2 separate regions of the Homo sapiens genome follow, and region 2 is linked to region 1. The links are chromatin contacts, found by Hi-C or POLR2A ChIA-PET in ENCODE. All regions are on one chromosome and are shown on one strand. Each heading gives the region's core, a stretch centred on a gene start or an enhancer-like site at or near the end of the contact. The rest is flanking DNA. Distances are from core to core; before and after follow the strand shown.

The links. A loop is a pair of places that touch in the nucleus more often than their neighbours do. ChIA-PET counts read pairs that join two places held with the same protein, here RNA polymerase II (POLR2A). Pooled maps may share reads with other maps.
Region 2: a loop to region 1 is called in a pooled map, with 5 times the contacts of the local background. The contact joins the promoter of OSBPL9 here to the promoter of FAF1 in region 1. A Hi-C loop is called at or near these places in 3 of 168 maps with a recorded cell type or tissue (CD4-positive, alpha-beta T cell, CD8-positive, alpha-beta T cell and ascending aorta) and 12 of 50 pooled maps. POLR2A ChIA-PET finds 5 or more read pairs at or near these places in 1 of 52 experiments (PC-3).

The regions. Positions count from the first base shown.
Region 1 is chr1:50,957,811-50,962,023 of GRCh38, forward strand. It overlaps FAF1 (Fas associated factor 1), which reads right to left and starts at 2,457. Exons shown (of 19, transcript NM_007051.3): 1 at 1,957-2,457. The coding sequence starts at 2,001. It also overlaps a transcript of CDKN2C not described here. RefSeq lists an enhancer at 1,744-1,793 and silencers at 2,104-2,153, 2,264-2,423.
Region 2 is chr1:51,614,974-51,619,186 of GRCh38, forward strand. OSBPL9 (oxysterol binding protein like 9) reads left to right here and starts at 2,119. Exons shown (of 24, transcript NM_024586.6): 1 at 2,119-2,248. The coding sequence starts at 2,138. It overlaps LOC105378719 (a long non-coding RNA gene), which reads right to left. Exons shown (of 3, transcript XR_947339.4): 2 at 1,694-1,737. RefSeq lists enhancers at 1,816-2,724, 2,725-3,632.

The DNA of each region.
Region 1 (4,213 bases), core at 1,207-3,706:
AGATAAAAAGGTAAAATTAAAACAAAGTTATAATTACTTTATAAAGTTTTTAATGAGGGAAATCAGAAGACAATTTTGTAACACGGTAAAACTACACCTTGAAATATAGAGTCCTTTTTCAAACAGTGCATTCCACATTAGATAAAAAATGGAACTGGAGAACAAAAACAAAACAAAAAGACGATGATGAAAAACTTAGGCAGGGCTGGGTGTTGGAGCTTACACCTGTATTCCCAACACTTTCGGAGCCTGAGGTGGGTAGATCACTTGAGCCCAGGAGTTCAAGACCAGCCTGGGCAACATGGCAAGGCCCATCTCTAAAAAATTTAATTAATTAATTAATTGAAAAATTTTTTAAAATGTAGGCAGGCAAAAAGCCTCAGGCCAATCCTAAACCTACAAAACATCAAAATCTTATGGTCAACTTTTATTATAAGGACACTCCTTTATTAGTTTGGAGGTTATGGTTTAATCAAACTGTAGATATATGCATATTCCTAATACCTGTATATCAGATTTCACTGGGTAACCAAAACAGCAAACTCTGAAAATGGTTATCTGAACGTTAATTTGTAAAAATAAGGGCCGGGAGCAGTGTGGCTCACGCCTGTAATCCCAGCACTTTGGGAGGCCGAGGAGGGTGGATCACGAGGTCAGGAGATCAAGACCATCCTGACTAACACGGCGAAACCCTGTCTCTACTAAAAATACAAAAATATTAGCCAGGCGTGGTGGCCGGCGCCTGTAGTCCCAGCTACTCGGGAGGCTGAGGCAGGAGAATGGCGTGAACCTGGGAGGCGGAGCTTGCAATGAGCCGAGATCGCGCCACTGCACTCCAGCCTGGGCGACAGAGCGAGACTCCGTCTCAAAAAAAAAAAAAAATTAATTAATTTTAAAAAAAATAAGGAACTTAATAGAACAGAGAGAGAGAAAAGCCCAACAAAATTTCAGCAAGGAAAAATACTGCCTACTAAGCTAGTGTTAGAACCTGTGCAATGTGAGTATTAAAAAAGAGGGAAAAGTCTGCCTATACTTGACAGTAGCTTCTAAGTTGATGCCAAAATGGCCAAAAATATCTCACTAAAATAATTCCTTCACCAAACATCAAAAGGCAAAGGTAGCACTCACAGGATATTAGTTCTAGCTCCAAGTCTTTCACAATGCATACAGTTCTACTTTCAAAGGGCCTTCCTAAGATACTTACATGTCAGTGGCACTACGACTGGGTTTATTAAGAGAACAGCCTTTACTTATCCTTTAAAGTATTCCTGGAGAAAGGACACCAACCAAGCAATTCAAGTCTGTAGGGGAGGGGAATCCGCAAATATGAATAGGTAATTTATTAAGCTTGTGAATTCATTGCAGAGATACTCTGGAATATATAGTCTTATCTGTCTCCTTGTTATCTTCTTACCCTCCAAAGATTCCAATTAGGCAAAGTCTCAAATGTTTACTCCTCTTTGAAAAGGACCTCAGTACCCCATTGTCATTGCCCTCGCCATCTCATCATTCTGCTTTTTTACTCTTCCCTTAATACAATATAAATACACCACGCCCATAACACCACACGCTCCACGCTCACACTCCATACATCTCTCCCCACAGAACCACCCAAAACATCCCATACTTAATGGTCCAACACCAATTAAAACAAAAACTCTACACGTCCCCCCATATAATACAGGAAACACTACACATTCCACACACATTGTAACCCAAGTCATTAATACCTCCAATCCCATTCAACCCGTACTTAACACATTCTACACACTCATGATAGCATATAAATTATACGCTTCTCCATAGCTCGCCACACACACACACACACGCCACGCACCGTATAAAAGCCTAAATGACACACCACTGCAGCGTTCAAACGCTGGGAAGAAGACTCCCTTGTGGCACCGGAAACCCACGAGGTTGGAAGTGGGAGGGGAAGAGGGCCAGATACTTCACCTGAAAATCCGCCAGGATCATCTCCCGGTCCATGTTGGACGCCATGGCGGCCGCCGAGTTCCGCGGCTCCGGGAGCGAAGCGCGCACCTGGGAGGCAGACGGCACCTCCTGCGACCGTCGCCGCCACCGCCGCCGCCGCCGCCGGGCGCCGAGGGGCTGGCGGGCGAGCCGGCGGGCGGGTCGGCGGGCCAGCGGGCGGGGCAGCGCGGGAAGCGCTAGGCGCTCATGCACTCGGTAACCTTCAGGCGCCCCGGCCGCCCGCCTGCAACCTGCGGAGCCCGCGTCGCAGCAGCCCGGACAGGAAGATTGGTCTGGATGTGGGTCCGGTCTTACAGTCGCGGGCCAGGATGAGGGCAGGTTGCGACAGCGCGCACCCGGATACCTTCAGCGGCGTTAAGCCCGGCGGGGGCGGGGAAACCGAGCGAGCGAGCGGGCGGGCGAACGCCGCGGCCGCCTCCGCCTCCTCCGCTTCCTCCCTGGCCGCCGCCTCCGCCCCTGGTTGGCCAGCGCCACGGCTGTCGCACATTTTGCCTGTCATCGAGGTCGCAAAGCGCCGCTTTGCGGCTCCACGTGACCACCCTCCTGTCAAGCGCTGAGCGCGCGACTACCCGGCCAGGATCTCTGCGCTGGCGGCAGAGACTGCAACCTGCAGCTGCGGAAGCTTCAAGTCTCGCAACAGGTTATTCCAGTTTGGATTTAAGCAAAGGCCTCAGGATAGCGCCTCCCCCTAGCTGAGGCGGGGACCAGATTGTGCACCTCACGTGGTTAGTCACACAAATACACACCACCCTCACAAACCAACTAAACACACTGTTACAACTCGTCTAACAAACAGCATTTCAGAAATATATGTTTTTCTCTACAATGTTTCAGCAAAATACAGCTTCATATAGTCTCTCACGCTCAACCTGTCAAAACCGAATCCACACTGTCACACCCAGTCCCAAGCTCCCTGACGTCTGCATCCTCAGACTCCGTAACACAGAAGTAACCAGACTGCCATGGTAGACATGGGAGAGACGAGGAAGCTGAGAAAGGTAAAAATCTCGTTCCAGAGAAGAGGAGGAGCATTTTTTTTAATTGATAAGGTAGTTATGAGAAATAACAACCTCGAGTTAATAGGGTTGCTCCAAAGGGGGAAAAAAGGGAAAACCTTTCTACTGCTGCAGTTATATTTGTTTTTTTAAGCTGAGACATCTTACAAATGGGATAAAACTTGAATCCAGCTTTGAATATAGTCAGTCTATTTTTATTTATTTATTTATTTATTTATTTATTTATTATTTTGAGACGGAGTCTCGCACTGTGGCCCGGGCTGGAGTGCAGTGGCGCGATCTCGGCTCGCTGCGACCTCCGCTTTCTGGGTTCAAGCGATTCTCCTGCCTCAGCCTCCATAGTAGCTGGGATTACAGGCTCCCGCCACCAAGCCCGGCTAAGTTTTTTTTGTATTTTTAGTAGAGACGGGGTTTCACTATGTTGGGCAAGCTGATCTCGAACTCCTGTCCTCGTGATCCGCCCTCCTCGGCCTCCCAAAGTGTTGGGATTACAGGCGTGAGCCACTGCACCCGGCCTATTCATTTTCATAAGAAATTATTTTGGAATATTCACCAAATATTGAAAGTTTCAACCCATGGTCAGAAATTGACAACCTCTGTAACTAAAACAGCCAAAGACTATGTACAATGAAGTGTGACAGTTTGTAATTGTCGTCCAGGTTAGAGAAAGTGTGACAGTGGAAGTTGTTCATCCTTGACTTGGGAAAATATCAGCTTCTGGATTGTCATGGGGCATTTACTTGCTTTGGAAAGTATGTAAAAGCTTGAAAATGTGAAGTAAGATTGCTGATTTTATCCTGTAGAGCTAAAATAACTAGTGAAATCATCATGTAGCATGAAGGCCTAGGCTTCCCTTAAGAACTTTTTAAACTTGTATCATTTATTTACTTTTTTAGAGACAGGGCCTCACTATGTTGCCCAGGCTGGCTTCCAACTCCTGTGCTCAAGCCATCCTCCCACCTCAGCCTCCTGAGAGTGGGGATTACAGGTGTGAGCCATACCACCACACCCAGCAAGGCCTAGGCTCCATAAACTGGGAATATATTCATGAGAAATCAGAAATATGACCTAATTGTTCAGTTTCACTGAATATAAAGAAGTGCACTGTATTATGATCTGAGTTTATTCTGTGTGTTTCCTTAAATGAAAATAGGCTGGCCTACAGTTCTTAAGTACTAATCTGTGTTTAGACCAGAATTAGC
Region 2 (4,213 bases), core at 869-3,368, 660 kb after region 1:
ACTCCGCCCAGCGCAATGGCTCACACCTGTAATCCCAACACTTTGGGAGGCCGAAGTGGGTGGATCACCTGAGGTCAGGAGTTTGAGACCAGCCTGGCCAACATGGTGAAACCTCGTCTCTACTAAAAATACAAAAGTTAGCCAGGCGAGCGCCTGTAATCCCAGCTACTTGGGAGGCTGCGGCAAGAGAATCTCTTGAACTTGGGAGGTGGAGGTTGCAGTGAGCCGAGATCGTGCCACTGCTCTCCAGCCTGGGCGATAAGAGTGAAACTCCATCTCAAAAAAACAAAACAAAACAAAACAAAACAAACAAAAAAAACAGAAACTCATTCATTTCTATACCATCTAACTACTGATCCACTGGCATCTGAACCCATACTCTCTGCTCTTCTTTCTTGTTACTTTGGATAAAGTATCTCTGCTAGTATCAAAAGTCAACCTTTGCACTTGGGCTTGGGGTCTCAGTCTTTTCCTTTCTTTCTTTTTTTGTATTTTATTCCAGTGTTTTGCCAACACAAAAAGAGGTCTCAATCTTATGAAGGGCTTCACTGCTGCTATTCTCTCTTTTCTCTAGGATGTCCCCAGTTTTTCCCTCTCTTGAAAATCAGCAAAGTAATATTCTCTAGTGTCTTCGATCTAAATAATAATTTTAAAAAAGGACAAAGAAAGCCCTTCCCTTGACCACACCTCCGTTTCCAGCTAGTGCCTCATCTTTTAGTTTCCTTTTTAGCTCTTTCTCTTGATATTTGCACGGCTGGCCTTTTCTTATCCTCCATATCTAAGTTTAAAGCCACTTCCTAAGAGGCCTGCCCTATAACCACCCCCTATAAATTAGCTACCCACTGACTTCCTATTAAAATAATTTATTAAATTATTTGCAGTGTTAATCAGTATTGGATATTTTTCTTGTTTACTTGTTTAGTGTTTGCTTTCACCACAGAATTTAAGCTCTGAGAGAGCTTATTCACTGCTGTATTCCCAGGACCTCCAACAGTGCCTAGATATAGTAGGTGGTCAATAAATCCTTTGGTTTTTTTTTTTTTTTTTTTTTTTTTGTGTGAGAGAGAATTTGGCTCTGTCACCCAGGCTGGAGTGCAGTGATGCAATCTCGGCTCCGAGGTTCAAGTGATTCTTGTGCCTCAGCTAGGACTACAGGGTGCGCCACCACGCCCAGATAATTTTTGTATGTTTAGTAGAGATGGGCTTTTACCATGTTGGCCAGGCTGGTCTCGAACGCCTGATCTCAAGTGATCTGCCTGCCTCGGCCACCCAAAGTGCTGGGATAACAGGTGCGAGCCACCGCGCCCAGCCAATAAATGCTTAAATTGCCCCTGTAGGCTGTTAGTGATCTATCCCTACTTCTTTGACCTTATCTCCCACCACTTTCTCCCTGGCTCACTGCTCCACGCACACTGACCTCCTTGTTGATCCCTCAAGATGCCACGCTCACTCCTAACATTTGGTCTTTGCATTTGCTATTCCTTCGTCTTGGAAGGCTCTTCCACCAGGCTCCCTCCTTCGCTTTCTTCAGGTCTTTGCTTAAAAGTTACCTTTTCACTCAGGCCTTCCCTGTTTGGGAATTTAAAATAGCAGTCCCAGCGCTCTCTCCTTCCTTGCTTATGTTTTTCTCCATAGCATTTATGATTTTTTAATGTACGATATAATTTACTATTTATTTTACCATTCCCCTCACCTGTCATGAAGGCTCTGTTGTATCCCCAATGTCTAGAAGAATGCCTAGCACAAAACAGCGAATATTTATTAAATGAATGGATTTGTGGAATGAATGCATAAATGAATATCAGATATGAAATCTTTTGGAAGTGGAAGGTATCATGGCCAGTAAAATTATTTATTAATATGTTCATAATCTTTTTTCTTTACTCTAATCCCATGACAGATTATAAATAATCTTAATAGCAGTATTCACGTTTGCATTCTCGCATCCGTGGCATGGAGTCCTACACACAATAGGCGCCCTAAGAAAGCGTGTTTGACTTGATCGCTGGAGCATCTGCCGGCACCGCCCAGGACCCGCCCAGGACCCGCCCCGCCCCCTGCGGCCCCGCCCCCCGCATGCTGAATGCCATATAGGCGAGTGACGTCAGGCCGTTTGTTGTCATTGGCGGCTCCCAAGATGGCGTCCATCATGGAAGGGCCGCTGAGCAAATGGACTAACGTGATGAAGGGCTGGCAGTACCGTTGGTTCGTGCTGGACTACAATGCAGGACTGCTCTCCTACTACACGGTGAGTCCTTGGAGGGCACAGCTCCAGGCGCCTCGGGGCCGCGTTTCCTGGGTGGAGGTGGGGGACCGGGGTTTTAGGTGGCTGAGTTGAGGTTGCTAGTCTGGGGGTGCCGCCGTACGCGAGGGTTCCCTTGTTGGGGAGGGTTTTACGTCTCGGATAGCCAATGAGGGTGAGGGAGAGAGGGGCGCAGCCAATAAATAGAAACTAGCTGTCTGATTTATGGGTTGGGGGTGAGCCAAGTTTCTTTCTTAGGGTCCGCTATTAAGCGGTAGTGGGGTCCAGCATGGTTGTGAGCGGGTAAGGGTGATCGTAGTCATGGCTTAAAAGGTCCAGTCTTGCGGTTCATGCTGTCTTCATATGTTGTCATGGACTTTACACTGTCCCACCAAGGCCCTGTAGCCGGCCGCACCCCTTAGCTTCCCTCCAGGGATTGAAGAGCTCTGCTTCCTCGGAGGAGTGGCCAGAGGAGCCGGGACAGGTCCAAAAGTGACCAGCCCTCGGGCAACACCAGGGGGTCCGAAATCCCTCCAGTCGGTTCAGGTTGTGTGTCTCATTCAAGGGACGCACCCCTCTATTTAGCGGGAGGCGAGCTCAAACGACGCCTTAACTTTTGAGAGCCAAGGATTTCCTACACGCGAGACTCTTGTCAGCGAAGAGAGACAAGTGATAGTGCAGTGTCCCCTTACAGTTACATTCTGGGTTCAGGGCTTCACTGTTGTTAACATGAGTTGGTGGCCGTGGAAAAGTAGATGAATTGCTGTGAATCTTACGTGGTTGTGTGTGTGTGTGTGTGTGTGTGTGTGGTTTTTTTTTTGAGACGGAGTCTCGCCCTGTTGCCCAGGCTGGCGTGCAATGGCATCATCTCGGCTCACTGCAACTTCTGCCTCTCGGGTTCAAGCGATTCTCCTGCCTCTGGCCTCCCTAGTAGCTGGGATCACAGGCATGCGCCACCACACCCTGCTAATTCTTGTATTTTTAGTAGAGACGGGGTTTCACCATGTTGGCCAGGCTGGTCTTGAACTCCTGACCTCAGGTGATCCACCCGCCTCGGCCTCCCAAAGTACTGGGATTACAGACGTGAGCCACCGCGTCCGGCCTTGAATCTTATGTTTTGACTATCCCCTCCACCCTCATCGCATTCGATATGGAGAGTAGGTGGTATTAGGGAGATAACTTACTTAGAAAGGTACTTTCTCTGAATGGTGTATAGTTGACGATAGCCGATATGAGGGAAGAAAATACATAAGAGGACAAAATAGAATGCCCAGAAAGCTTTAGAAAATAATAGAAGACAGAAAGAAAAACATGATTATGGAAGAAGGATTAAGGTTGATGAGAGAAAGGGGACACTGAATTTATTTGTTCATTTAAAAAATATTATTGAGCTGCTATGTGCGTTTTCATGCCAGCAAGAATAGACAGTAAAAAAGACATTCACTGTTCCTCTTCTCTGGAGCTTATATACTAGCTTGGTGAGTCCTTTAATTCATTTCACTCCTAATAACTCTGCAAGGTGGTTATTCATTATCTCCATTTAATATCCCCAGTTACAGTTTTGAAATCTGAGGCTCCAGGCTTTTAAAGCAATTTGCTCAACATCACATAGCACTAAGTGATGGAATCAGGATGCCAAATTATTGACTTTTTCTACTAAACTTCGCTTTCACTACAGGAAGGAGAAAAGTGTAAGTTGTGAGTTACTAAAGGCAAGCTTGCAAGAGTAAAAGTATTACTTTCATCATCCTTCAACTATCAGCTTTCTTTCTCTACATAGTTTTTAAAGGGAAAAAGACTAAACCTTAATGAGTCTTAAACACATTGTTCAAGATTGTCTTTAGGTGGGCATGAAAGAGAGGCAACTGAATATTATGTCCTGAAAACTCTGGAATTATGAAACCCATGGCTTAGATAAAGGAAAAGTAATATTGGGTTTAAGTAGATGTGATAATCAGAAAATCCCGTAAA